7 separate regions of the Homo sapiens genome follow, and regions 2, 3, 4, 5, 6 and 7 are each linked to region 1. Evidence: chromatin contacts called from ENCODE Hi-C or POLR2A ChIA-PET data. All regions are on one chromosome and are shown on one strand. The core of a region is the stretch at or near the end of the contact, and the rest is flanking DNA. Distances in the headings are between cores, read along the strand shown.

Region 1 (3,735 bases), core at 389-2,888:
CTCCCAAAGTGCTGGGATTATAGGCATGAGCCCCCACTCCCGGATGGAAAGTCTTTTAGAAAGACCAGAGACTCCAACCCATACCATTAAGAACCGACTGCTCCTTCCTAAGAGAAGTATCTTACACCCACCGACAAAAGCCTCTGGTCATCAGGAGAAAGATTAACTCTCTTCCGCCTCTCCTGGGCTCTGGGGCCGGCCCCCTGTCTGAGAATCACTGGGCAGAAGTGCGTGGAAGGTGGGTAGAATTGGATTCTATTTCAGGAGCGATCCACGCGAACCACAGGGTGAGGCACTCCCGCCAGGTTAGCAGCTCCCACAAATGGGAGTTCTAACTCCAGCCCTGCCCCTCACTAGCTGTGCCACCTACAGTAATTCACCTCATCTCATCTCTCTCCTGGCCCATTTCCTCCTTTGTAAATCGGGAATCCCAGTATCTCCCCCAACCTCAGGAAGCGTTAAGGATTTTCAATTAAGATGTCTTTAAAATGTGTGGGACAAGGCCAAGATTAAAACGCTAGCAACTCGTAACCCCTAAACCCTGGAAAACCCTGCAAATAGGCGGCCCTGTAAGACTTCAAGATTTTGGAAAGAGTGGGGACTGGGCCCCACTCCAAAAGCAACGACTGGTGTTTTCGGAGGGACTGATTACAGGGGGTCGAAATGCTTCCAACATGGCCAGGAAATAGTTTGGTTTATCAAATCCTCGGTACCCAGTGAATCCCCGGAAACTGTAAGCAAACTTGTGATGGTTTCAAGGCTTCGCTCAACTCCTAAAAGGCTAAAAGTGCATTTCACAAGTCCTCTTCCCATTTTCAATGCCTACAAAAATGAGAGCATCTAGGCTCAAACACATCCATTTCTGTATAGACACAAGGCTGGGCCTTAGAGATTAAGCTGCCATCAGACGGAATTCCCCACTCTAGAGAACAAGGCCGCCGCCCACCCGTTCCCGCTCACCAGGCGCTCCCCTAACCGCCCACGAGGCCGGGCGGGAACACTGCGCCTGCGCATGGAGCCAGCGAAGAAAATGATAAAGGGGAAAAAAACCGGCCGGGCCGCGTGCCCGGCCCCCACACGCCAGCCCGCGGCGCCTGCGCACTGGGCCATTCGCCTCACGAGCTACTTCCTCTGCGCTCCCCCACACCCCGCTCCGGACCCCGCGCACGCGCAGGCGCCTGTCCTCGCGCAAACCCCGCCGTTTGCCCAACGGCCGCCCCTCCCCCACACCGTCAACGACGCGATGGCCTGGGCGCGTGCGCAGAGGCCCCCCTCAAAAAATAAAATGCCCTCAAGCTGGGAAATTGTCCCCCAGTTCCCGGCCTTCCCAGCGCCTAGGGCCCTGGCCTCACCCCACCGCCGCCGCCGCCCGCCGCCCCGGCTCCTCCACCGCCACCGCCGCCGCCTCCGTGCTGGTCGCCGGCGTTGTCAGTCTTGAGCCGCTTAGGGGCCCGGCCGCCCTCACTGCCGCCGCCGTAGTAGCGGCCACCGCCGCCTCCGCCGCCCGCCGCCGCCATCTTCACCATCGCTCCCGACCGCCTCCGCTGCTCGTCCGGCTGCTGCCTCTGCTCCAGCCGCCGACGCCGCTTCTCCGCCCGGGGCAGCAGCCTCCGCGACATGGCGGCGCAGAACCCGCCTCCCCCCGCCTCTCATTGGGGGAGGGACACGCCCGTCACCCGCCGCCCCCACCCGATAGGGGGAGCCACTGGTCCCGCCGCGGGGGGAGGGTAGGCCGCCACACGCCTTGCGCGCTTATTGGACATTGCCCACGCCGTTCTGCAGGAGGGCCCGCCCTTGTTTGTCTGAGACACTCCTTATAGGTGGTCGCTTTCTGCCAGTCTTTCCGTCGACCCCGCCGCCTTAAAATAAAATCCAATTTGATAGGTCGGATTTCTGGCGCTGCTGGCCTCCCTAAAAGCACCTGATAGGAACGGCGCTCTAAACCTCCCAAGAATCTCCGCCTCCCTCCCACTTTCATTGGTCTCCTCGCTAATCCGTCAGCACCAGTCACAATGACGACCTTCCCGCGCCACTTCGCAAGGAGACAAGGAAGCCCCGCCCTTTTTTGGTCTCTCTCCAGTGGTGGTTACAGATGCCCATTCTTCTGCGTCTCCACTGATTGGTCAATGGAGAGTGGAGCGCACCCTCTCACCAGATGGTAGGACTGTTGATACGCTCTGATTGGATGAAATGGGGAGCCCCGCCCCAGGGTAGGCGCTCTTTGGTGCAGTATACGAAACGAGCGAAGGCGAGAACGCATGCGCAAATACGCTTTCAGGCACCGCCCAGAGGCGGGGCCCCCTTATGGAGCGACCGCTGTGTGTGCGCCGGAAGGCTAGACCAAGATTGACAGGAACTCCCAGGGTATCTCTGTCGCCATCACTATACCGTGTTCATTTCTACCTCTAGGAGGAATTGTTAAAATCCCAAATCTGAGCCTTTTCCTCAGTAGAAAACCACTCGCTGCTGCCGACTGTCTTCGGACCCTGTCCAGTTCTAAATTCAGCCGCAACCCCTTTCAGTTTCCCTTGGGAGAAGGCTCTTCCGCGCACTCTCCATGTGTGCCCATGCAGTCCCTTCCACCTGCAATAGTCCACTACCCCTCCTGCAGGAGCTAAGGGCCAAGTCATCTTGTCCGTGCGATCTAAATTAACAGGTCCCTGCCATCCCAGACCCCCAGGATTCCCTTCAAAGCCATAACTCGGGCCAGTGGTTTTCACCTGACAGCTCGACCCCTCTGAGCACCACAGGAGGTCCTGGCCCCGACCCTGGAGAGGGTGGCCACCTACCAAGCGCCCAGTACAGCACCTGGCACAGTGCAAGCCCCCTGCACAGGGGAGGCGTTCTTGTGATCTGTGCCTGCGTCGGGCCTTTCTTCCTCAAGGGCGGGGTAAGACCACCCGCACTGCACCAAGAGAATGTCGGAGGGTATCTCCAGACTCCGGCGAAGCCCAACTGGCGGAGCCTGGGGGGTGGAGAGGAGCGCGCCCCAGTTATCACGCGCAGGCAGCGGGGTCAAACGGGGATTAACCCGGGATCCCGTCCTACGGCATTTAACATTATGGGGCTGCCCGCGCAGGGTGTGGGGGGGAACACCTTAGCGAAGCTATTGGCAAGTGACGATATCGCCAAAGGGGGGAAAAGAAATAAAAGCGAAGCTAGCGTCGTGAGAAACGCGGCGGACGCCCCAAAAGTGCTCCAGGACCTTTCTGCCCGGCTGATGGGGGATTTCGAGTTGAGGTCCGGGTGGAAACTAAGTTTGAAATGGAGGCCGTGTGTGGTGGCTCACACCTGTAATCCCAGCACTTGGGGAGGCCAAGGCGGAAGGCTCGCTTGAGCCCCGGATTTCGAGGTTGCAGTGAGCCGTGATCGCGCCCCTGCACTCCAGCGTGGGCGACGGAGCGAGACCCTATCAGAAAAAATGGGGTTTATGGCAATACAAGAGGGGACAGGCCTGGTGGCTCTGCCGGTGAGGGGAAATAAAGTTAGGGGAGGGGGCCTTGCTGGGGACCTCGGTCAGCTCCCCCGGACACCAGGAAGATCCGACCACGCCAACGGAACAGAGACGGGGGCGGGGCCGCGTCTGAAGCACGTGGCCCGCGTGACGGGAGGAGGCCGGGCCGGTCGCGACGAAGGGCGGGGTCGCTCCGTCCCAACGTCAGAGGAATGCGGTGGGGGGAGGGGGAGAGAGAGGGCCCCTCCCCTCCCCGCCCCCGCGGCCGGCCCGGACGCCCC
Region 2 (3,735 bases), core at 686-3,185, 940 kb before region 1:
ATTTTTCCATTAACCTAACTTGGAATAATATTTTGGATATATTTGGGTTAAATAAAATATTAAAATTAATTTCATAGCTGGGTGAGATGGCTCACGCCTATAATCCCAGCACTTTGCGAGGCTGAGGTAGGAACATGTCTTGAGGCCAGGAGTTCAATACCAGCCTGGGCAACATAGCAAGAAAAAAAAAAGTAAATAATAATGATAAATAAAATGAATTTTACCTGTTTATGTCAAAATTAAAATTGCATATGTGGCTTGCATTACACATAAAAACACACACATATATAATTTTTTTTTTTTTTAAAGAGACAGGGTTCTGCTTTGTCGCCCAAGCTGGAGGGCAGTGGTGCAATCATGGTTCACTGCAGTCTCAAACTCCTGGGCTTAAGCGATACTCAGCCTCTTAAATAGCTGGGACTATGGCCACATGCCACCACGCCTAGCTAGTTTTTTAGTTTTAGTAGAGATAGGGTCTTGCTATGTTACCCGGCCAGTCTCCAACTCCTGGCCTTAAGTGATCCTCCTGCCTCGGTGGCTCAAAGTGCAGGGTATATTTCTCTTAGCTAGTATTGCTCTACATTGTTGTAGTCTGGTGGTGGCCTGATATCCCTACTGGACTGAAAACTCCCTGAAGGTAGGAGTCCAGTCTGTCTGGATTTCTCTTGTGTCTCCATAATCACCCAACCTGACATGGAATAGGTGGTTAATCCATTTTTGTTGAATGAGTGGAAAAATGTGCTCTCCCAGGAAGAAACATATGCTTCCCAGCTTCAAGTGTTAGTGAACATCTTCCTAGAAGGCAGGCTGAGGCGGAAAGGGTATTGACTCCGGCTTCTCCACCAGAGGACCTTGCAATTCCAGTCAATTCCCTCGGTAACTCTTATGGAGGAGTGGCAATATACCTTAAAAAAGGAGTGTGTGTTGCGGGGTATTCCGCTGCTTGGTTATGTCACCAGGTGGATTAAATTTGGACAAAATTTCCCAAGGTGTAGGTACTCTACAAACACTAGTTACCCTCAGGAATGTGCGATCAACAAAAGAATGCAAGATAACAAGGCCCCTAGGCAGCCCCTGGGTCTTGTGGCTCCCGTCGAAGGCAGAGCTCTGGAGCCGCCTACGCCGGGGACAGGCGACTACACCTGGGGCCCCTCACCCTCGGGCCTCCTGCACGTGGCAGGGAAGGCAGGGCGTCTCTATCTCAAAGCATTGGCTGCGCCTGTTACCTGCGACAGGATTCCCGACAAGGGACGGGTACGGCGTGTGCACTCAGGAGCTCCTAGAGCTAGGGGCAGCAACTAAGAAGCTACCTGGCGGATGTTGCGAGAGGACTCCGCCCACAGAACGGTTGGCCCCCAACCCCGCAGCCGGCGGACTTCCCGAGGCCAGGGGTCTGAACGCGCGTGCGCATGGGCGCGCGCCCGGCGCGAGAACGCGCGCGCGCTCTCGAAAGAAAAAAAAAAAAAATCCTCTCCGCGGGGTCCCGCGGCAATTTAGGCCGGGGTCTGCCGACGACCGCGCGTGCGCGGGCGTGCATCTACGCCCTCCTCCACCGCCCCCTCCGCTGGGGGTCTAGCGCACTGCTCCGCTTCCCCCGTTTCCCCCGGGCTAGCGTCCTAGGGGTAAGTGACTCGAGCCTGGCAGAGAGTGAGGGAGAGGTTCCGCCGAATGAAGGGAGGAGGTAGACGGGGCCAGGAGAAAGGAGAAACCGCCCCGGCGGGGCGAAGAGCGCGGCTCTCGAGCTGTAGTCTGCAGGAGACACACCTCCCTCCCTCACGCCCCTCGGGGCTGCGGAAGTGCTCTACAGACTGGAGCTGCACGAAGGCGACCAGCGGACTACCGTTCCTAGGAGGCAGCGCGGCGGTGCGCCTACGGCTCCCGGCAGCCCCCGCGCGCCATTCTCTTTTTGAGTTCGCGGCCGGCTAGGGCGAAACTACAGTTCCCAGGAGGACTCGCGCGAAGCGGCTTGGAAGTGGGCAGCCTGGAAGTCACTCGGGCCACCGGAGCTGGCGGCGTCTCCAGCGAGCGGCGCGGAGCTGGACGCCGCGATCGTGGGGCCCGCGAGGCGGGCAGCCGGGGCGTCCAGGTACGTGGCTCCGGGTGCAGGATCGGCCTCGCGCAAGGGTGGCGGGGAATCGGTGGCTGCCCGGACCCCGAGGGTCAGCGCGGGCGGACGGCCGGGTGTGGGTACTGGCCGTGGGGGGCGGCGGCGCCGGGACTCGCGCCCTCCGGACCCAGCCGGACTCGTGCCCGCATGGCTCAACTTTCCAGGCGTGCACCCCGGCGCTGTGGTGAAGAGCTTGGAGGCGGGGAGCGGTGGATTCGCGTCCCGGCTGTGCCACTCGGGAGCCGCGATCTGGGAAAACCGCGCCGAACCTCAATTTCCCCTGCAGTAAAACGGAGTAGGAGAGCATCTTGGCGGAGACTCTGTTGAGATAATATAATAAAACATTTGGCACATAGGAGGCACTTACTACGTATTTGGGTTATTGTTAGCTCTCCGAAAAATGAGGTGAAGATGTTATCGATTGCATAGGGTGAGGATTAGTTGAGCGTGTGCATGTAAAGAGGTGAGTCCTTAGTTAGCACCCAATGCAGGCTAGCTGCTGTTAACCGAGATTATTTTGTTAAGAGCGTTGGTTTGGAAGGCAGAGAGACCCCAGGTTCAAATTTGAACATTTACCAGCTGTGTGACTTTGGGCAACTGGCTTCACCTCTCTGTGCCTTGGTTTCCCTATCTATAAAATGGGGATTTAAATAGCAACCACTTCGTCGAGTTGTTTTCAGGATGCAGTGAGAATACCATGTGTAAAGTGCTTAGCACAGCAGCTGGCATATAACGCTCAGTAAATGGTACCATTTATTCAGCGTTTTCCTAGTGGCCCAGAGACCCTCTGAGGGTGGGGCTCTGGCCGTAGTATTGGTCACCCCCGAGGGCCAGATTCAGAACTGGTCCAGTTGACTTCCCTTCCTACTACCTCAGGTTCCTCATTTACAAAATGGGATAATAACAAGATCACTCTCAAAGGGTTGTAAGGATTTGCTGAGATTGTATTTCTAGTCCAGCGCCATCTCTCACTAAGTAGCAGCTCTTATGTATTATAATTGTTCTTCAATATTCTCCATCTGGCCCAGAGACTGCCTGACTGTGGGCTGTGACATGACAGCCCTGAGCTCCCCCACACATTTGCTCCCATCCTCAGTGTCCCATCTGTGGAATGGTAGTCATAGGACTTTTGTGCCAGGATTGTTTGGATGGTTCCAGGAGATAATTCATGTTTAGTGCTTTGCACAAGGCCCGGCACACAGTAAGTGCTTATTAAATGATTAAATGTATCTTGCTGTTTTTTTTTTTAATAGGCCCTTTTTGCTTCTGTTTGTACCTACATGGCAGAGTGAGCACAAAGTTAGTGTTTTTTTATCTTCCCCCTCCCTCCCAAATTTTACTTACCAAAGATTAAATTATGGAACACACTATAGTAGAAAGGCCTAAGAAGAAATGGGTCTGACCTGCCATCAGCAGTCCCCTGCTCACACACCCCTCCCCACAGAGCCAGTATGTTCACTCCAGTGCTTTAATTATTGTCCTGGTGCTGCCAGCTTTTGCCTTTGTGTCCCAAAGCCACTGAGTCCCCTGCACTCCAGCTCCAGATGTGGAGCCTGTGCTTCTTTGATGCTGTGGCTCAAAGAAGTGGCTGTTTCTTGGGCACCATAAACTCAGCATGTCCAACCTGA
Region 3 (3,735 bases), core at 415-2,914, 920 kb before region 1:
AGCTGGCAGAGCACCCAGCTTGAGGTGTCTGTGGGAATCTCTGCGGGGACCAGGTGGCTCAGGCTTGGGGAGGGGGCCTGAGGAGCCGTGCACCTCCCTGTAGCGATGGGAGACTTGCAAGTCGTTGTGGAACCAGGGCACTGGCCTCGGTCCTGTGGGAGCGGGTGGGGGTGAAATAACCTTAAAGGAGATATGGCGCCAACTTTGGAAGAGCTCAGTCGGGAAGTTGTGTCAGTTGGTAAGCCTTTGGCTGCAAACAGTAGTAACAGCATCAGCAGCAACAACTGCAGCAGCAAGTAGGCAATGTATGTAGCGTCTGCTGCATGCAAGACACTGTGCCGGGCCCTTCACATGAAGCCACTCCTTTAAGCCTCCCGACAACCCTGGAAGATATTATTCTCCCTTTGCAGATGAGGTAACTAAATTTGAATAACTTGTTCAAGGTCAGGCAGCTAAAAAAAGGTGGTGGCATGATTTTTTTTTTTTTAGATTCAGAGGGTACATGTGAAGGTTTGTTACATGAGTATATTGTGTGATGCTGAGGTTTGGGGTACAGATCCTGTCACTCAAATAGTGAACAGAGTACCCAATAGGTAGATTTTCTTTTCCTTTTTTTTTTTTTTTTGAGATGGAGTCTCGCTCTGTCACCCAGGGTGGAGTGTAGTGGCGCAATTTCAGCTCAGTGCAACCTCCGCCTCCCGGGTTTAAGCAATTCTCCCTACCTCAGCCTCCCGAGTAGCTGGGATTACAGGTGCCTCCACCAACCATGCCCGGCTAAACTTTTTTGTATTTTTTAGTAGAGATTGGATTTTGCCTTGTTGGACAGGCTGGTCTTGAACTCCTGACCTCAGGTGATCCACCCACCTTGGTCTCCCAAAGTGCTGGGATTACAGGCGTGAGCCACTGCGCCTAGCCCCCAGTAGGTAGATTTTCAACCCTTGCCCCATTCCTTCTTGGTTTTTGGAATTCTCAGTGTCTGTTGTTCGTGTGTGTGTGTGTGTGTGTGTGTGTGTGTGTGTGTGTGTACGTACCCAATGTTTAGCTCCCACTTAGAAGTAAGAACATGGGGTGTGTGTGTATATGCAATGTTTAGCTCCCACTTAGAATAAGAACATGGGGTGTGTGTGTGTGTGTGTGTGTGTGTGTGTGTGTGTGTATGCAATGTTTAGCTCTCACTTGTAAGAACATGGGGTGTGTGTGTGTGTGTGTGTACGTGTACGCAATGTTTAGCATCCCACTTAGAAGTAAGAACATTGGATATTTGGTTTTCTGTTTGTGCATTCATTCACTTAGGATAATGGCCTCCAGCTACATCCATGTTGCTGCAATAGACATGATTTCATTCTTGTTTAATGGCTGTGTAGTATTCCATGGTATATATGTACCACATTATCTTTGTCCAGTCCGCTGTTGATGGGCATCCGGGTTGATTCCCTGGCTTTGTGGGTTGATTCACATGCTATCGTGAAGAGTGCTGCGATGAACGTAGGAGTGCAGGTGTCGTTTGGTAGAATGGTTCCTTTTCCTTTGGGTAGATACCCAGAAATGGGATTGCTGGGTCGAACGGTAATTCTATTTTTAGTTCTTTGAGGAATCTTCAAACTGCTTTCCCCAGTGGCTGAGCTAATTTACATTCCCACCAACAGTGTATCAGCATGGTGACGTGATTTGGATTCAGGCAGTCTGACTCCAGAGCTGTATCTTAACTCTAAAGCTCTGTGTGCTACTGCAGTGGTTTTCAAACCCGAGCAAGACCAGGTGTGGTGGCTCACATCTGTAATCCCAGCACTCTGGGAGGCCGAGGCAGGTGGATCATTTGAGGCCAGGAGTTCGAGGCCAGCCTGGGCAACATGGTAAAACCCCATCTCTACTAAAAATGCAAAAATTAGCCGGGTGTGGTGGCACATACCTGTGGTCCCAGCTATTCGAGAGGCTGAGGCAGGAGAATTGCTTGAACCTGGGAGGCTCTGAGAGGTTGCAGTGAGCCAAGATCATGCCACTGCACTCCAGCCTGCGCAACAGAATGAGTGAGACTCCGTCTCAAAAAAAACAAAAAACCCTAGCAAGGATCAGAATCCCCAGAGGGCTAGGTAAAACACAGATTGCTGGGCCCCATCTGATTCTGTAAGTTCCTGATTCTGTAAGTCTAGCTTGAGAATTTGCATTTTGTGGTGACACTGGTGCCCCTGGTCCAGGAAGCACGTTTTGAGAACCATGAGCTACTGTAATAGGAAGCCCAAATGAAATTGGCCTGAAATAACGAGATTTATGATCTCATATAACAAAGAAGCCTGTAGGTAGGCAGCACAGCAGCACAGGAGTTGACTAAGCAGTTCCACAATGCCTGCAGGGACCCCATCCCTCTCCTTCAAGCCACTCTGCCATCCATGGTGTGTCTCCTGTGTCCCTAGGCTCCCTGCATGGCCACAAGATGACTGCCAAGGCTCCAGTTGGCACACACTGACAGTGCCACATCCAGCAGCAGAAAGAGGGCATCTCTCACTTGCTGTGTATCTCTTTAAGAGTGAGGAAACCTTTCATTGATTCCCTGCCTCCCAGATTTCCCTCATATCTCATTGGCCAGCATGGTGATATGTGACCCTGCCCAGAGAAACCAGCCAAGGGCCAATTAGGATTGACCCTCTGGGGCTGGGGCTGGGGCTGGGGCTGGAGCCGGGGCCAGCCTTACCTGAAGTAGGTAGCACAGGGAGGAGAGTGGCTACAGGAATGAAATCAGAGTACCATTTAGGAAAGGACTGGGAAAGGGGGAGGGATATTGGGTAGGCAGACAATTGGTTTTGCTGCAGAAATAAGTGGAACACAGGGAAAGCATAATGCCCATGCATTTTTGTCATCGTGCTTACCAGCTTTGTTTTGTAATTACCTGAATCAGGACTTAGCTTTTTGTTCTCTAATCATGCCCACCTTTGAAACTGTGCACAAAGTCCCAGTACCACAAGAACTCTGAATCTTGTTGGAATACCAAGTATTCTGTCTGGCAATTCAGGGAAACTTGAGTTGGGTGATGAGGCAGCAGTCTGAAGGTTAGAGTGCGAGGTCTTTGAGAGCACTCACTCACTCTGCCCAGAAACACCTGGGTCTCACCCATCTCTCTGCTCCTGACTCCCTCCCCCCTCCTCCTACCCTTCCTTGCAAAGGCTGTTTCCCCCTCTGAGGGCTGTTCTTGGATGAAAGGAGAGGATGCCAGTCAAGTGCTTACCCCCAGGGGCCAGCGCATGGTAAGTACTTAAGAACGTGGCCTCTGCTATTAACATATTAAATGTGACTTTTTATGTATGTATGTCTGTATCTATGTATGTATGTATGTGTTTGTTGTTTTTAGAGACAGTCTTGTTCTGTCACCCAGGCTAGAGTGCAGTGGTGTAATCATGGCTCACTGCAGCCTTGATCTCCTGGGCTCAAGCAATCCTCCCGCCTCAACCTCCCATGTGGCTGGGACCACAGGTGCATGCCACCGTGCCTGGCAAATTTTTTTTTTTTTTTTTTAGTTGGAGTCTCACTCTGTTTCCCAGGCTGGAGTGCAGTGGCGCGATCTCGGCTCACTGCAACCTCTGACTCCCTGGTTCAAGCGATTCTCCTGCCTCAGCCTCCCGAGTAGCTGGGACTACGGGCGCCCGCCACCACACCCGGCTATTTTGTATTTTTAGTAGAGACGGGGTTTCACTGTGTTAGTCTCGATCTCCTGACCTCATGATCCTCCCACCTTGGCCTCCC
Region 4 (3,735 bases), core at 821-3,320, 890 kb before region 1:
TAGCAGTGAATTCTCTCAGTCTTTGTCTGGGAATGCCTTTATTTTGCCTTGATTGATTGATTTTGGTGCAGGGTCTTGCTCTGTAGCACAGGCTGGAGTGCACTGAACTGCAGCCTCAACCTACTGTGTTCAAGCGATCCTCCACCTCAGCCTTCTGAGTAGCTGGGACTATAGGTGCGCGCCACCACACTCAGCTAATTTTTTTTTTTTTTTTTTGAGACAGAGTCTGGCTCTGTTGCCCAGGCTGGAGTGCAGTGGCATGATCTTGGCTCACTGCAAGCTCCGCCTGCTGGGTTCACGCCATTCTCCTGCCTCAGCCTCCCGAGTAGCTGGGACTACAGGTGCCCACCACCACGCCTGGCTAATTTTTTTTTTTTATTTTTAGTAGAGACGGGGTTTCACCTTGTTAGCCAGGATGGTCTCGATCTCCTGACCTTGCAATCCGCCTGCCTTGGCCTCCCAAAGTGCTGGGATTACAGGCGTGAGCCACTGCGCCCAGCCTCACACTCAGCTAATTTTTAAATTTTTTGTAGAGATGAGGTTTTGCCATGTTGCTCAGGCCGGTCTTGAACTCCTGGACCCTAGCAATCCTCCCACCTTGACCTCCCAAAGTACTGGGATTACAGGCATGAGCAACTGCACCCAGCCAATTTTAAAAAAAAATATATTTTTTTTTGTTTTGAGACAGAGTCTTGCTCTGTCACCCAGGCTGGAGTGCAGTGGTGTGACCTTGGCTCACTGCAGCCTCCACCTCCTGGGTTGAAGGGATCCTCCCGCCTCATCCTCCTGAGTAGCTGGGCTTACAGGCACCCGCCACCACACTTGGCTAATTTTTGTATTTTTAGTAGAGATGGGGTTTCACCATCTTGGCCAGGGTGATCTTGAACTCCTGGCCTCAAGTGATCCACCCGCCTTGGCTTTCCAGAGTGCTGGAATTACAGGTGTGAGCCACCGTGCCCAACCCTTTTTTTTTTTTTTAATTTAAAATTTTTCTTTAGTGATGGGGATCTCGCTGTGTTGCCCAGGCTGGTCTCAAACTCCTGGCCTCAAGTTATCTTCGTACCTGGGCTTCTCAAAGTGCTGGGATTACAGGCATGAGTTACTGTGCCCTTCTCCACCTTGATTTTTGAAGGATAGTTTTGCTGGCTATAGAATTCTTATTTGACAGTTTTTTTTTCTTCAGCATTTTGAAAATGCTATCCTGATGTCTTCTGGCCTCCATTGTTTGTGGTGGGAAATGAGCTGTCATTTGTACTGATGCTCCCTGTGTGTAGACTTTTTCTTTTCCTACTTTGAAGCTTTTCTCCTTGTCTTTGTCTTTCAACAATTTGACTATGTTTAAAAACAAAACAACACGAAAACCAATTTGACTACGTTGTGTCCAGTGTGGCTCTCTTTCTATTTATTGTATATGGAGTTTCTTGGCCTTCTTGGATGTGTAAACTAATGTGTTCCATCAGATTTGGGATGTTTTGGGCTATTACTTGTTCAGATTTTTTTTTCTGGCACTTTCTCTCTCCTCTCATAGGACTCCCATTATGTCTGTCTTGATGCCTTTGATGATGTCCCTCATGTCTCTGAAGGCCTGTTTATTCGTATTCAATCTTTCTTACAGATTATTTAAATTCTGTACAGATTATATACTTTTTTTGATCTATCTTTAAGCCCACTGGTTCTTTTCAAATCTGCCGTTGAGCCCCTCTAGTGAATTTTTTATTTCAGTTATCAGAATTTCCATTGCTTTTTTTCTAATTTCTATTTATTATTTCTACTTTCCTTTAATTCTTTAAATGTTATTTTATTTATCTTTGAACATACTTATAATAGCTGTTTGAAATGTAACTTGTAAGCCGTCTAGAAGGCAATTTCTATTAACTGATTCATTTCCTGAGTATGGGTCACATTTTACTGTTTGTGTGTCTCACAATTTTTCTTTCATTCTTTTTTTTTTTTTTTGAGACAGAGTCTAACTCTGTTGCCCAGGCTGGAGTGCAGTGGCACGATTTTGGCTCACTGCAACCTCCGCCTCCGGAGTTCAAGCAATTCTCCTGCCTCAGCCTCCCGAGTAGCTGGGATTGCAGGCCTGCGCCACCACGCCTGGCTGATTTTTGTATTTTTACTAGAGATGGGGTTTCCCCATGTTGGCCAGGCTGGTCTCAAACTCCTGACCTCAGGTGATCTGCCCGCCTCGGCCTCTGAAAGTGCTGGGGTTACAGGTGTGAGCCACCGTGCTTGGCCATGAGCCACTGCAGCCGGCCTTTTTTTTTTTTTTTTTTTTTTTGAGATAGGGTTCCACTCTGTTGCCCAGGCCAGAGTGCAGTGGCAGGATCATGGCTCTTCTCAGCCTTGACTTCCTGGGCTCAAATGATTCTCTTGCCTCAGCCTCCTGAGTTGCTGGGACTATAGGCATGCAACACCATGCCCAGCTTTGTGTGTTTGGCGAGGGTGTGCACACACATGCATACGTGTAGGGATGGGGTCTTCCTATCTTGTCCAGGCTGGTCTCAGACTCCTGGGCTCAAGCGATCCTCCTGCCTTGGCTTTCCAGAGTGTTGGGATTACAAGCGTGAGCCACCTCACCCAGCCTCAGTTTGTTTTGTTGTTGAACACTGAACATTTTAGATCATACACTGTAGCAGCTGTGGATTCTGATTTCTACCTTCCAGGCCATGGTTGCCGTTGCCATTTTTCTCCTTTTGTTTTGTTTACTGAGTATCCTGGGCTAATTCTTTGGAGTTTGTCCCCTTGTGGTATAGACTCTTTTCTCTTTTAAAAAAATTGTTTTAATTTTAAGCATAACTTACTAGGGGTTGCCTTTGGTTCAGCATGGTTTAGTGGTCAGATTAAAGGTTGTGCTGAAACACCTTGAGCCAATAAAGCTTCCATCCTTTGCCAATGGATCTGTGTCTGTGGGTTGGGGAATATTTTCAAAGTTCAGTTTCTTCCTTTTTTTTTTCCAAGCAGTTCCTGAGTCGGCCCCAGCCATTACTTTCTGCCTGGCCATCTGGTGTCTCCCTTGCACACTCTCAAGGCCTCATGTTGGGCCAGGGATGTGTGGACAGCAAGGGCCCCCTCTAGTCTCTCTGGAGCTTGTGTGCAACCTTGTATATATGCACATTGTTCCAGACCAGCAGGGCTGCATGGGACCTTACCAAGGCCTTGTGTGGCTATCTCATTCCCTGGATCTTCCTGCTAAATTTCTGGCTGGTCTACAGGCCTGCTGCTGGCTCCAGCCAGATCGTAACCACAGTCTAGCTGTGATGTTGGTCTTCCCCATTTGTTTGGCACTAGGCCCCAGTCCAGCCACAAAGTTTTCATGGCTTGCTCTGCCTTGGTCAAACTGATGGAGCTGGTGCGTGTGATGGGAGGAACCCCAAATTAAACGCCACATGTTCCCACTGTTCTTACTTGAAGTTCAGCGTTTATTTATTGAGTTTTTGAGTAACTGCTTCTTGGGTAGTTATATGCCTTTGGTTGATTTCTAGAATCCTCAAATGGTTGTGTTTGGCAATTCTGTCTACTTTCATTGTTGATTTTGGTGGGAAATACTTTTCTGAGCTCCTCTCCACTTCCCCATTCCAGAAGTCTGGTTAGCAGCTTTGACTTTTGATTTTCTCTTTAATTTAAGACATACCCAGAAGTCTTTCCAAATTTCCAAACTTTAAATATGTAGCTCTAGCTACATATTTCAGTCAATTTGGAAGCTTTTTGAGTTGTTGGGTTTGGTTTTTGTTT
Region 5 (3,735 bases), core at 627-3,126, 820 kb before region 1:
AAAAGTTGTGAAAATGGTTACAAAGTTCACATGTCTACCCTACATCCAGCTTCCCCCATGTTACCATCTTATACAACCTTAACACAGTGATCAAAACAGGAAATTCACACAACCCAGTACGATTAACTCAATGACAGACATTAATCACATTTCACCAGTTTTTCTGCGGATGTCCTTTTTTCTTCCAAGAGTCTATTCTTGATCCCACATTGCATTTGGTTTTCTTGTCTCCTTAACCTCCTCCGATCTGGAACAATTCCTCCGTCTTTCCTAGCCTTTCATGACCCAGACACTTTGGAAGAGGACTGCTCTGCTATTTTGTTGGGTGTTTCAACTTGGGTTTTTCTGATGTTTTCTCATGACCTGATTGAGGTTATTCATTATTTGGAACAGTGCCACACAGGCAGCATGCCCTTCTCAGTGCGTCATTGTGGGGGTCTGTGACATCAATGCATCATATTTCCGGTAATGTTCACCTAGATCACTTGGTTAAGTTGCTGTGTGCCAGATTTCTCCACAGTAAAGTTACACTTTTCCCTTTGTAATTAATGGCTATCTTGGGGCACTCCAGGCCAGGAGTTTGAAACCAGCTTGTGCAATGAAGTGAGACCCTAGCTCTAAAAAAATAAAATAGAAACAAATTAGCCAGGTGTGGTGGTGCACACCTGTAGTCCCAGCTACTCAGGAGGTTGAGGCAGGAGGATCGCTTGAGCCCAGGATGCGGAGATTGCAGTGAGCTGAGATCGTGCCACTGCACTCCAGTGTGGGTGACAGAGCAAGAGCCTGTCTCTTTAAAACAAAACAAAAATGCTACCTTTGGGGAGAAACTTTGAGGCTATGCTAATATCCCACATCCCGCTTTTCCTCAAACTTCCACCCACTAATTTTACCATCCATTGGTGGCCGGGTCTTGTCTACAGCAGTTACTGCTGTGCTGTTTCCCTGATGGCAGTTTTTGTGTGCCTCTCATTCCATCTACATTTATTAATTGGAACTCTTCTGTAAGGAAGACCTGTCCCTTCCCCCTTATTTCTTTATTTAGTTACTAATTTATATCCTATGGGCTCATAGATACTTGTTTTAATCTAGCACATTCCTTTTTCATGTGATAAAAGCTCCCAAGTTCCAAGTAAATTCCTAGCATTGCCTCTCACACAGCAGGAAGAACGGCACTTTTCCTACGTGGTAACCAGGGCCTTAGGGAACTTGGAAAGAACATGAACAGGTTTCGTTTGTTCATTCATTTATTTTCCTTCACTCAGCAAATATGCATTTGAGCACCTACTATCTGCTTCTAGGCACTAGGGATTCAGGAATGAAAAAACAAACTCCTTACCTTAAGGGAACGGACATCCTACTGGAGAATAAAACAGTAAACAGATAAAAAGTGAATATAGGGCTGGGCATGGTGGCTCACACCTGTAATCCCAACACCTTTGGGAGGCCAAGGTGGGCGGGTCACTTGCGGTCAGGAGTTCAAGACCAGCCTGGCCAACATGGTGGCCGTCTCTACTAAACCCCGTCTCTACTAAAAATACAAAAAAATTAGCCAACCGTGGTGGCACACACCTGTAATCCTAGCTACTTGAGAGGCTGAGGTGGGAGGATCGCTTGAACCCAGAGGCAGAGGTGGCAGTGAGCTGAGGTTGCGCCACTGCACTCCAGCCTGGGCAACAGAGCGAGACTCGGTCTCAAAAAAAAAAAAGAAGTGAATATAGGATAAGTTGGATGTATATAGTGTACATAGGATGTATATAGGAGTATATAGTGATGAATAAAGCAGGGAAGGGGACTGGCCTCACAGGGCAATTTTCGGACAAGGTGGCCAAGGAAGGCCTCTCTGAGGAGGCCCTGAATAGAGGAGGGAGTGAGGCGGTCCCCAGCCTAATTCATCCACAGCCATCCGGGAGATCACAGTCAAATCATCTCCCTTCTGAACACAGTTTCTGTGAAAAGGAAATGTGTTCCCTCTCCAAGGGGCAGCCCTGCTCAGCTGGAGCCAGTCTTATCCCTGAGTATTGCCAGATCTGATGTTCCCCGCAATAGAAAAGGAAAGTGAAAAATTTTTTGCCAGTCCATTGAACCCAAATTATGCAACGTCAGATAATGAATGACTGTGACTATGTTTTGTTTTCATTGTGTTTATTTTTTAAGTTTGCTTTTCTTTGTAGCAAAAGATAGCAATTTTTCATTTTTAGTGGTGATATGGATTCTTTTTAAATATATAAAGCTTGAACATCACTTGAGGGCTGGGTGCAGTGGCTCACTCTATAATCCCAGCTCTTTGGGAGGTCAAGGCAGGAGAATCACTTGAGGCCAAGAGTTTAAGACCAGCCTGGGCAGCAGAGTGAGACTCCATCTCTACAAAAAATGTTTTAAATAGCCAGGCTTGGTGGCATGCACCTGTAGTCCCAGGAACTCGGACGGCTATGGCAGGAGGATCACTTGCGCCCAGGAGGTCGAGGCCATGCTACTGTACTCCAGCCCCGGGCAATAGAGCGAGAGAGATACGTATGTGTGTGTGTGTGTGTGTGTGTGTGCGTGTATGTAAATAATTGTACAGATGGGGAGTAGATACAGCTGAAAAGGAAGGGTGGAACACAGCGACTGGGCTTGGTAAGCACTGTATGGCTCAGCCACCCACTGTTTTTCCTCTGGGTCAGGGGTTCTCAGCAGCGGGCCTGAGCTGAAATTGGCAAACAATTACCATGGGTGTGCGCCTTGAGCCATTTGCATCATGGTATGTGCATTCGGCCAGGAATGTCTTCAAGTTTCAGGAACAGAAACCCCCGCTCACTGCAGCTTGATTGAATGAGGGCTTATTTCTCGCTCACAACAGCACACCTGGAGGTGCTTGGCTGCCAGTGTTAGTTTGGTGGCTGGGCAGTGTCAGGGCAGAGCCGCTTTGATTCTCTTGATCTTTCCCCTCATGGACACATCGCTCCTGCTGCCATGTCGCATAGCCTCCCCTAGCTCCAAGGAAGGTGGCAAATGTTATTTAACTTTTCAGCCTTTCCTGAGGAGGAAGCCAGAGAAAAAATGAATTGAGAGTATCTGTTGGGGTGGCCAGCCAGCACTGCCTGGTTTCATGGGGAAGGAAAAGCAGTAATAATGAACATTAATGGGTGCTGACTCTGTGCCAAGCCCTGCCGTAAGCGCCTCACGTGCATGATCTCATTCAGTTCTTGTAACTACCCTAAGACGTCACTGCTGTGATATCCCCATGGTAATGATGAGGAAACTGAGGCACGAGTGGTGAAGCTGCCTGCCAGGTAGAGGAGCTGGGACAGGGAGGCATGCAGCCTGGGTCCAGGGCCCCTGTTCTTAGCCACTACACTTTGTTGCCTCATAAGAGGTCCGGGGGTGCGGGGGGTGGGGTACAGGGGACCAGGCTGCTCACTGTCTGGCCTGGGTTTAAATTCTTCCAGCAAGGGCAGAGCCCAGCAGTGTGTTTTGCTTTGGGGAAGTTGTGATCATTAAAAAACTGTCTTGTGAATCACATCCGCCCCTGTGTAACTAACTACCTCCCACTGGTTCAGGTCTAGTCCTCGGGAGAGCACCAGCTGCACGTCTTATTCCTGGCAGCCCTGCAGGGACTTACAAGTGGCTGAGGGAACCCCTCTTGGCCTCCCTTTTTCCAAACTATACCTGTGCTTTTAGTTATTCTTCCCAGGATGAGCCTTCTAGCCTTTTCTTTCTCTGGAGGTCTGCTGGTTGATTGCGCACACATTTGAT
Region 6 (3,735 bases), core at 625-3,124, 690 kb after region 1:
TACTATATTTGTGCACATGCCACATGATATACAAGATGAACTACTCTAGCAATTGTACAAGATGAACTACTCTAGCAATTTTTTATTCTGCCCAAAGAAAGAGATGGGAAACAACCTAAATGTCCGTCAATATATCCCTGGTTAAGTAAATTTGGACATAACCTCAGAATGGAATAAAATGCCACTTTAAAAAATAATGAGGAAATACAGTGGTTTGGAAGGGTCAACATATGTTCTTAATGAGAAAGCAATGTATAAACCAGTAAATATAATATGCCGACTTCTGTGAAGAAATAAAACAAGTAAACCCAGATTTATATGTGCCTGTGTACACGTAAGGAAACTAGAAGGACGGAAAGGAAACTGTGGCTATTAGAGGTCATCGTTGGTACTGGATGGAGGAAAACAAGAATGGAAGGCTTTTCGCTGTATATTTTATATATTTTTTGGCTTGTGAATAGATTTTTTAATACCAAAAAAACTTTAAAAATTAAAAATTGAAAGAAAAAAGTCCAGAAATTTGACGTTCTTGAAAACATGATTTATCACATAATATATACATTTACTTTGCTTGTCACTTGAAATGCCTAAGAAAACACAAAATCAATCTTAAACTAGAAACTTCTATTGAATATGACATGAAGAGAGCACATATTCCGACAATTTCAAGTTCTTTTCATAGCCTTCCAGTCCTAATAACTCAGCGTTAACATCTTATTCTGTTCAGCACTATTTGATAATTTCTTTCATCCTCATGGGCTCTAGTATTGATGTTTCATCAGTCTCAATTTTATAAAACCATCCTTTACTTTGTAATAAAGCAATGCTGAGAGACATTTTCCATAATGCAGGGGGAAAAATGTGGATCAATCACAAACTCAAAGAACGTTACAGTTATAATGCTTTCGACATTTTTTTCTACTTCTGTGATGCTTTTTCAAGATAAGCTTCCCCCTCCCCCTTTTTTTCCCCTCCACCTGTGCACTGTCTTATCGCGATATACTCTTGACTTCTGAAAATCAAGTTGCAGGATTGGTATGACTGGAATGCAGAGGTTCTCTTGAAGTAGTGTCACCACATAACTATTCTCTATTGATAAACTTATCGCAACCAAGTTCTTCTATCAGAGGGTTGATAACTTCAGAGGCAGTCAGAGCTATCGTAAAGGTTAAAATATCGAGGTCCACCCTGTGAGGATTTCGCTGATATTCGGCATCAAACGCTGCTTCCCTTGCTCTGCAGGCTTCCACGAATCGCCTGCGGCGTTCTTCAAGCTCTTGTATTCTGCCGGGAGCAATCGGGTAATTTTCCAGATAGTGGCGGAGAAACTGCTGGTAATTGATGCCTAAAACGCTAAGTGGGTGGCGGAGACGGAGATAGGGCAACGCAGCCAGGCCTCCGTTCCCGTGTCTGGACCTGGGCCTGCCCTCGGGACCCTCTTCGTCCACTGGCTCCCCCAGCAAGCGGGCGACCTCCGCCATCCGGGCTTCCCTGGCCGCCGCCGCCGCCGGGCTTTCCCTGCCCGCCGCGGCTGCCCTGGCCAACGCCGCCGCTGCCACCGGGGCTCCCCTGGCTGCCGCCGCCGGGGCTGCCCTGGCCGCCGCCATCCGACCTTCCCTGGCCGCCGGCACCGGGCCTCCCCTGGCCGCCGCCATCGCGCCTTCCCCGGCCTCCTCAGGCTGTGCCGGGGCCGGCTCCCGCCTCCCGCGGCCTACCTCCGCCTGCGGGACGTCTCTGTCACCATTCGCCGCGCCTGTCTGCGGGACACTGCTGTCTGCGGGCAGCTTGGACATCTCAGACCGTGGGGTCAACTCGGCTGCTCCCAGAGAAACTGGAATAACTGGACAGAGCGATGCCCGGCGGACACCCCAGTGCGCGTGCGTGGGCGCTATGCGCGCTGTAAATGCAGTGTGCGTAACCGGGCGCGAGAGCATAGATTCTTACCGCAAACCCTGGGAGCAGTGCGCATGCGTACTTTCCCGGCGCCCGCCGTTCTCCAGATGCCCCCTCGAGGCCGGGAAGCGCCAACGCATCTGAAACATCCCAACGACGAAGGGCGGGGGACATTTCAACCAGTTTGATGTTTATGAGGAACGCTTACAAGATCGCTTCTTGTAGGCGTTCTCAAGGTTCTGTCCTAGGGTGTTTCTCTTTGTTCTCCAGTGATTATGTGCCACCTCTATTATATATCAAGATATTTTAGATTCATGGTCTTTTCTGGATTTTTAAATTGTTTTTCATTCATTCCTTTGCCTGTCTTCATCCATACGGATCGTCCTAGCTACCAAAGCTTTGTAATTACAGTCTTTTCGTGTTATCTTTAACATTGCATTGACTACCTTGGACATTTGTTTTTCGAATCTTATTTGTGCAATATAACATGCAGAAAAGTAAACAAAACATAAATATACAGCTGAATGATTTATCACAAAGTGAACATCCGTTTAACTACCACACAGTCCAAGAAGTGGAATATTTCCAGCATCCCAGAACCCTTCCTCTTCTTCTTATCACTATCCTTTCCTTTCTACGCAGAAGTAACAACTATGCTGATACTTATGGTAATCACTTTCTTGTTTTTCTTTTCATTTTACCACCTAAGGGTGCATTCCTAATGCTGTAGTTTAGTTTGGTTTGTATTCTGAACTTTATCTATGTGAGAAACACACTCACCTGCGTAATTTTTGTATTTTTAGTAGAGACGAGGTTTCACCATGTTGGCCAGGATGGTCTCGATCTCTTGACCTCGTGATCCGCCTGCCTCGGCCTCCCAAAGTGCTGGGATTACAGGCGTGAGCCACTGCGCCGGCCACTTTCTTCCCTTTTATGGGCTGACCCCGCCTCTACATTCTGTTCCCTTATTGTGACCTTCTAGGTGGATGAGCCCTGCAGTTTGTTATATTTGCAGGCTGGCTGCCAGTACTTAGATTTATCATGCCTCAGAAATGGACCATTTAAAATGTTTTCTCACATACACACTTGTATCTGTTTTTTTGTGCATTATTTTTATGAGATTCATCCATTCACATTTTCTCTTCCTCCCTCCCTCCCTCACTCCCTTCCTTCCTTCCTTCCTTCATTCCTTCTTTCTTTCATCTCATTCTGTTACCCAGACTGGAGTGCAGTGGCACAATCACAGCTCAACGTGGCCTCAACCTTCCGAGCTCAAATAATCCTCCCACTTCAGTCTCCTGAGTACCTGGGACTACAGGTGTACACCACCACACCCAGTTAATTTTTAATTTTTTTGTAGAGACAGGGTCTCCTTATGTTGCCCAGGCTGGTCTCAAAGTCCTGGGCTCAAACGACCCGCCTGTCTCAGCCTCCCAAAGTGCTGGGATTATAGGGTGAGCCAGAGCACTCGGCCTCCAGCCTACATTTTCATTATGGTTTATAAATACTTTATTTTCTTGATAGTTATTATATTCATTACCATTTTTTTTATGAAGTCTCGCTCTGTTGCCCAAGCTGAAGTACAGTGGTGTGATCTTGGGTCACTGCAACCTCTGCCTCCCAGTTCCAGTGATTCTCCTGCCTCAGCCTCCTGAGTAGCTGGGATTACAGGTGCGCGCCACCATGCCCGGCTAATTTTTGTATTTTTAGTAGAGACAGGGTTTTATTATATTGGCCAGGCTGGTCTCGAACTCCTGACCTCATGATCCGCCAGGCTTTGGCCTCCCAAAGTGCTGATATTACAGGCGTGAACCACTGTGCCCGGCTTATTACCATTCTTTT
Region 7 (3,735 bases), core at 353-2,852, 510 kb before region 1:
TAGCCAGGTAGTTACTCAGGAGGCTGAGATGGGAGGCTCACATGAGGCCTGAAATTCAAGGCTAACCTGAGATAGGGTGTTGCTCTTTTGCCCAGGCTGAAATGCAGTGGTGTGATCACAGCTCACTGCATTTCCGTGTATTTCAGAGCTCACTGCAGCCTCAAACTCCTGGGCTCAAGTGGTCTTCCTGCCTCAACCTCCCAGGTAGCTGGGGTCACAGGGATGGACCACCACACTGGGCTAATTTAAAAAAATTGTTAGCAACAGGGTCTTACCATATTGCCCAGGCTGGCCTCAAGCGATCCTCCTACCTCAGCCTCCCAAAGTACTGGGATTACAGGTGTGCAGCACCACATCTGGCTTAATTTTTTTTTTTTTTTTTGAGACAGGGTCTCATTCTGTCGCCCAGGCTGGAGTGCAGTGGAGGGATCTCGGCTCACTGCAACCTCCGCCTCCTGGGTTCAAGCAACTCCTGCCTCAGCCTCCCGAGTAGCTGGGATTACAGGTGCCCGCCGCCATGCCCGGCTAATTGTTGTATTTTTTGGTAGAGACAAGGTTTTATCATGTTGGCCAGGCTGGTATCCAACTTCAGACCTCAAGTGATCCGCCTGCCTCAGCTTTCCAAAGTGCTGGGATTATAGGCATGAGCCACTATGCCCAGCCAGAGACTCCATCTTTAAAACAAAAACAAAAACTCAGGGTGTGGTACCCACCAACCTGGCTTACCCAGCCTTTTAGGTGAGTCTAATGCATGCTCAAATTTGAAAACCACTGGGTTAAACGTCTGGTCTGGAGTTCATCAAAAAGTCATGGCCTGAATCCTTACCTGTAAGGCATCAGAATGCAAATGAAAATTAACTTAATGAATATTTTACTTGAGCCGGGCACACTTCCCACAACAGTATAGGATGGCTGTCCTTGTCCTGTTTTGTAGAGGACGGTGCTAAGCAGCCTATTCATTCTCACAAGGTCTCCAGGAAACCACACTTTTTTAAGGAGTAGAATTTTGGGGTAGGGCCGGGCGCAGTGGCTCACGCCTGTAATCCCAGCACTTTGGGAGGCCGAGGCGGGTGGTTCGCCTGAGGTCAGGAGTCGAGACCAGCCTGGCCAACATGATGAAACCCCGTTTCTACTAAAAATACAAAAAATAAATTAGCCAGGCGTGGTGGCGGGAGCCTATAATCCCAGCTACTCGGGAGGCTGAGGCAGGAGAATCGCTTGAATCCGGGGCAGGGGCGCGGAGGTTTCAGTGAGCCGAAATCGCGCCACTTCACACTCCAGCCTGGGAGAAAGAGCGAAACTCCGTCTCAAAAAAATATATATATATATATATTTGGGTAGGAAGCACAAGTAGGGACCGTGCTTGCTGCCAGAACAACCAATAGAAACTCCTTGAAGGCCTTCCTGGCACAAACGTAGTCTCCAGCACCCTCTGCCGACCAGGCCCCGCGCCCTCAGTGCTGAGACAGCCTCCAGCCCTCGGTGCCTTAGGGGTTGCGCGTCACCTTGGAGACCGCGTGAGAGGAGGGCGTGCCTCTGCAAAGGCGGAAGTCGGCTGTGGAAGTGTGGGCGGCCATTTTGAGACCGGGCAAGAGGGGCGGGACTGGTGCGGCCGAGTGACAGTTGACCGGTTTTAACCAAGTGACTGGTACCACGGGGCCGGGGAAAAAGCTGTGCCATCCAGGGGCGGGGGGATGCCGGGGACGGGGAGGAACTAGGAAGGGGAGGGGAAGGGGAAGGCGAGAAGGGGAGAGGCAGGGGAAAGAGGGGAAGAGTCGTGGGAGCTGGGAGAGGAGGGAAAGAGGGGAAGAGTCGTGGGAGCTGGCAGAGGAGGGAAAGGGGGAGCCGAACGTGAAGGGCGAAGGGCGGGGCGGGGCAGGAGAGTCGGGGTATAGAGCAGGCAGGTGTTAATGGCATGGGAAGGAAGAGTAAGAAGTGGGGCAAGAAGGTGTCGCGGTACGAGGGGAAGGTGAGACTCAAGAAGGTGCCGGCTAAGAAGCTGGTGCCGGCGTGGAAGGAGAAGGTGTGGGGCGAGGAAACAACGAAGGGCGAGGAAAGATCCCGAGGCGAAGAGACAGTTTTCATCGAGAAGGGGCAGGGCGAGGAGGAGGGGCGTTACCAGAGGGCGGGACGGGGCGACGGGCCCGCGCGGGAAGAACCAATCGCCGAGAACCCGGGGAAGGAACGGGTCCATAAAGACCAAGTGGAGGAGTAGGGGCGCGGTCAGGAGCGGAAGCAGAGTGAGGAGCAAGCCCCGGGCGAGAAACGGGGGCCCGGCCGGGAGCAAGAGCAGGGGCGGGGCCGGGAGCAAGAGCAGGGGCGGGGCCCGGAGACGGGCGAGACCAGGTACAGTACCCAGCCCCTGGGCAGACCCCGAGCGAGGAGAAAGCGGCGATACCAAGAGAAGTGCGAGGGTGGGGCAAGAGGTTGGGGCACAGCCGGGTGGAAGTACACGGGTGCGATCGCAGGCAGAAGCAGTACGGGGGAACTTAAGAGGGGGACTGTCAAAGCGAGAAATAGAAACCAAGACCAGGTGAAGAGCAAGAGTGGAATACAGGGAGGGGGCGGAATAAGGAGCAAGGTGAGGATAAAGTTAAAGGAAGAGACGTGGAGGCGGCGGGGCGGAACGAGGCGGAGGAGCAGGGGTGTGGCCAGAAACATTAGTAGGGCTGGGGCCCGGAGCAATAGCAGAGGTGCGATACCCACGAGGGTCGGGGGCAGGGCCAGGAGCAAGAGCAGGGGCGGGACCAGGAGCAAGTGCAGAGGCGGAGCCAGGAACAAGAGCAGAGGCGGGGCTAAAAGTCCGTGCGGGGGCAGGGCCAGGAGCAAGAGCAGGGGCGGGACCAAGAGCAAGTGCAGGGGCGGGGCCAGGAGCAAGAGCCGGGGCGTGGCCAGGAGCAAGTGCTGTGAGAGGCGCAGAAGCGAGGTGGAATCTTAAAAGTGGGCTCCAGAGAGCTGTCCGGCGCGTGGGTGTTGACTCCTGCGTTCTCCAGGTTCTAGCCACGTTATGTGCGGCCCAGCCATGTTCCCTGCCGGTCCTCCGTGGCCCAGAGTCCGAGTCGTGCAGGTGCTGTGGGCCCTGCTGGCAGTGCTCCTGGCGTCGTGGAGGCTGTGGGCGATCAAGGATTTCCAGGAATGCACCTGGCAGGTTGTCCTGAACGAGTTTAAGAGGGTAGGCGAGAGTGGTGTGAGCGACAGCTTCTTTGAGCAAGAGCCCGTGGACACAGTGAGCAGCTTGTTTCACATGCTGGTGGACTCACCCATCGACCCGAGCGAGGTGAGGGGACCAGGGTCAAGTGAACCAGAGGGATTTTGAACCCGCACTCCACTCATTTCTGGACGTGTGGCCTAACCTCTCTTTGCAGAAATACCTGGGCTTCCCTTACTACCTGAAGATCAACTACTCCTGCGAGGAAAAGGTGAGTGGGTGCAGCACGGATAGGCTCATTCTATGAGCCTTGGTTTTCCCACCTCTAACATTTTTATTTATTTATTTATTTTATTTTTTTGAGACGGAGTCTTGCGCTGTTGCCCAGACTGGAGTGCAGTGGCGCGATCTCGGCTCACTGCAACCTCCGCCTCCCGTGTTCAAGCGATGCTCCTGCCTCGGCCTCCCAAGTAGCTGGAACTACAGGCATGTGACACCACGCCCGGCTAATTTTTGTATTTGGTAGAGACAGGGTTTCACCACGTTGCCCAGGCTGGTCTCAAACTCCTGACCTCATGTGATCCACC

What was found. Hi-C counts contacts between places; a loop is a spot of excess contacts on that map. ChIA-PET counts read pairs that join two places held with the same protein, here RNA polymerase II (POLR2A). Pooled maps may share reads with other maps.
Region 2: a loop to region 1 is called in a pooled map, with 11 times the contacts of the local background. The contact joins the promoter of SIPA1L3 here to the promoter of HNRNPL in region 1. A Hi-C loop is called at or near these places in 4 of 37 single-sample maps with no recorded cell type and 8 of 50 pooled maps.
Region 3: a pooled map shows a loop between it and region 1 (5-fold over the local background). The contact joins the enhancer-like site here to the promoter of HNRNPL in region 1. A Hi-C loop is called at or near these places in 3 of 37 single-sample maps with no recorded cell type and 6 of 50 pooled maps. POLR2A ChIA-PET finds 5 or more read pairs at or near these places in 1 of 52 experiments (OCI-LY7).
Region 4: a pooled map shows a loop between it and region 1 (5-fold over the local background). The contact joins the enhancer-like site here to the promoter of HNRNPL in region 1. A Hi-C loop is called at or near these places in 1 of 168 maps with a recorded cell type or tissue (OCI-LY7), 3 of 37 single-sample maps with no recorded cell type and 3 of 50 pooled maps.
Region 5: a loop to region 1 is called in a pooled map, with 5 times the contacts of the local background. The contact joins the enhancer-like site here to the promoter of HNRNPL in region 1. A Hi-C loop is called at or near these places in 6 of 37 single-sample maps with no recorded cell type and 5 of 50 pooled maps. POLR2A ChIA-PET finds 5 or more read pairs at or near these places in 3 of 52 experiments (B cell, OCI-LY7 and activated CD4-positive, alpha-beta T cell).
Region 6: a pooled map shows a loop between it and region 1 (7-fold over the local background). The contact joins the promoter of EID2 here to the promoter of HNRNPL in region 1. A Hi-C loop is called at or near these places in 5 of 50 pooled maps.
Region 7: a map of ascending aorta shows a loop between it and region 1 (8-fold over the local background). The contact joins the promoter of CATSPERG here to the promoter of HNRNPL in region 1. A Hi-C loop is called at or near these places in 4 of 168 maps with a recorded cell type or tissue (CD4-positive, alpha-beta memory T cell, aorta, ascending aorta and 1 more), 7 of 37 single-sample maps with no recorded cell type and 21 of 50 pooled maps. POLR2A ChIA-PET finds 5 or more read pairs at or near these places in 2 of 52 experiments (A673 and BJ).

What each region holds. Positions count from the first base shown.
Region 1 is chr19:38,848,348-38,852,082 of GRCh38, forward strand. HNRNPL (heterogeneous nuclear ribonucleoprotein L) reads right to left here and starts at 1,639. Exons shown (of 13, transcript NM_001533.3): 1 at 1,353-1,639. The coding sequence starts at 1,619. RefSeq lists enhancers at 1-838, 677-766, 839-1,776, 1,927-2,016, 2,347-2,416 and silencers at 967-1,506, 1,517-1,776, 3,497-3,735.
Region 2 is chr19:37,905,273-37,909,007 of GRCh38, forward strand. It overlaps SIPA1L3 (signal induced proliferation associated 1 like 3), which reads left to right and starts at 1,936. Exons shown (of 22, transcript NM_015073.3): 1 at 1,936-2,086. It overlaps WDR87 (WD repeat domain 87), which reads right to left and starts at 1,322. Exons shown (of 6, transcript NM_001291088.2): 1 at 1,227-1,322. RefSeq lists a silencer at 2,048-2,287 and an enhancer at 2,588-2,647.
Region 3 is chr19:37,926,537-37,930,271 of GRCh38, forward strand. The region is part of intron 1 of SIPA1L3 (signal induced proliferation associated 1 like 3); the gene reads left to right. Among named protein-coding and RNA genes, the nearest start is that of SIPA1L3, 21 kb to the left of the region's middle. Within about 2 kb of position 1,665, at least 5 of the 41 ENCODE cell types and tissues checked have a DNase peak (open chromatin) inside an H3K27ac peak, as active enhancers do; they include OCI-LY7, where a contact is called at or near this core.
Region 4 is chr19:37,960,206-37,963,940 of GRCh38, forward strand. The region is part of intron 1 of SIPA1L3 (signal induced proliferation associated 1 like 3); the gene reads left to right. Among named protein-coding and RNA genes, the nearest start is that of SIPA1L3, 55 kb to the left of the region's middle. RefSeq lists a silencer at 2,050-2,299 and an enhancer at 2,773-3,273. Within about 2 kb of position 2,071, at least 5 of the 41 ENCODE cell types and tissues checked have a DNase peak (open chromatin) inside an H3K27ac peak, as active enhancers do; they include OCI-LY7, where a contact is called at or near this core.
Region 5 is chr19:38,031,160-38,034,894 of GRCh38, forward strand. All of the region lies in intron 2 of SIPA1L3 (signal induced proliferation associated 1 like 3), which reads left to right. Among named protein-coding and RNA genes, the nearest start is that of SIPA1L3, 130 kb to the left of the region's middle. Within about 2 kb of position 1,877, at least 6 of the 41 ENCODE cell types and tissues checked have a DNase peak (open chromatin) inside an H3K27ac peak, as active enhancers do; they include B cell and OCI-LY7, where a contact is called at or near this core.
Region 6 is chr19:39,538,287-39,542,021 of GRCh38, forward strand. It overlaps EID2 (EP300 interacting inhibitor of differentiation 2), which reads right to left and starts at 1,875. Exons shown (of 1, transcript NM_153232.4): 1 at 421-1,875. The coding sequence starts at 1,793. The coding sequence ends at 1,083. RefSeq lists a silencer at 1,580-1,659 and an enhancer at 1,631-2,130.
Region 7 is chr19:38,334,228-38,337,962 of GRCh38, forward strand. CATSPERG (catsper channel auxiliary subunit gamma) reads left to right here and starts at 1,603. Exons shown (of 29, transcript NM_021185.5): 1 at 1,603-1,648; 2 at 2,994-3,277; 3 at 3,366-3,419. The coding sequence starts at 3,008. RefSeq lists enhancers at 1,342-1,636, 1,441-1,650 and silencers at 1,771-1,850, 2,221-2,390.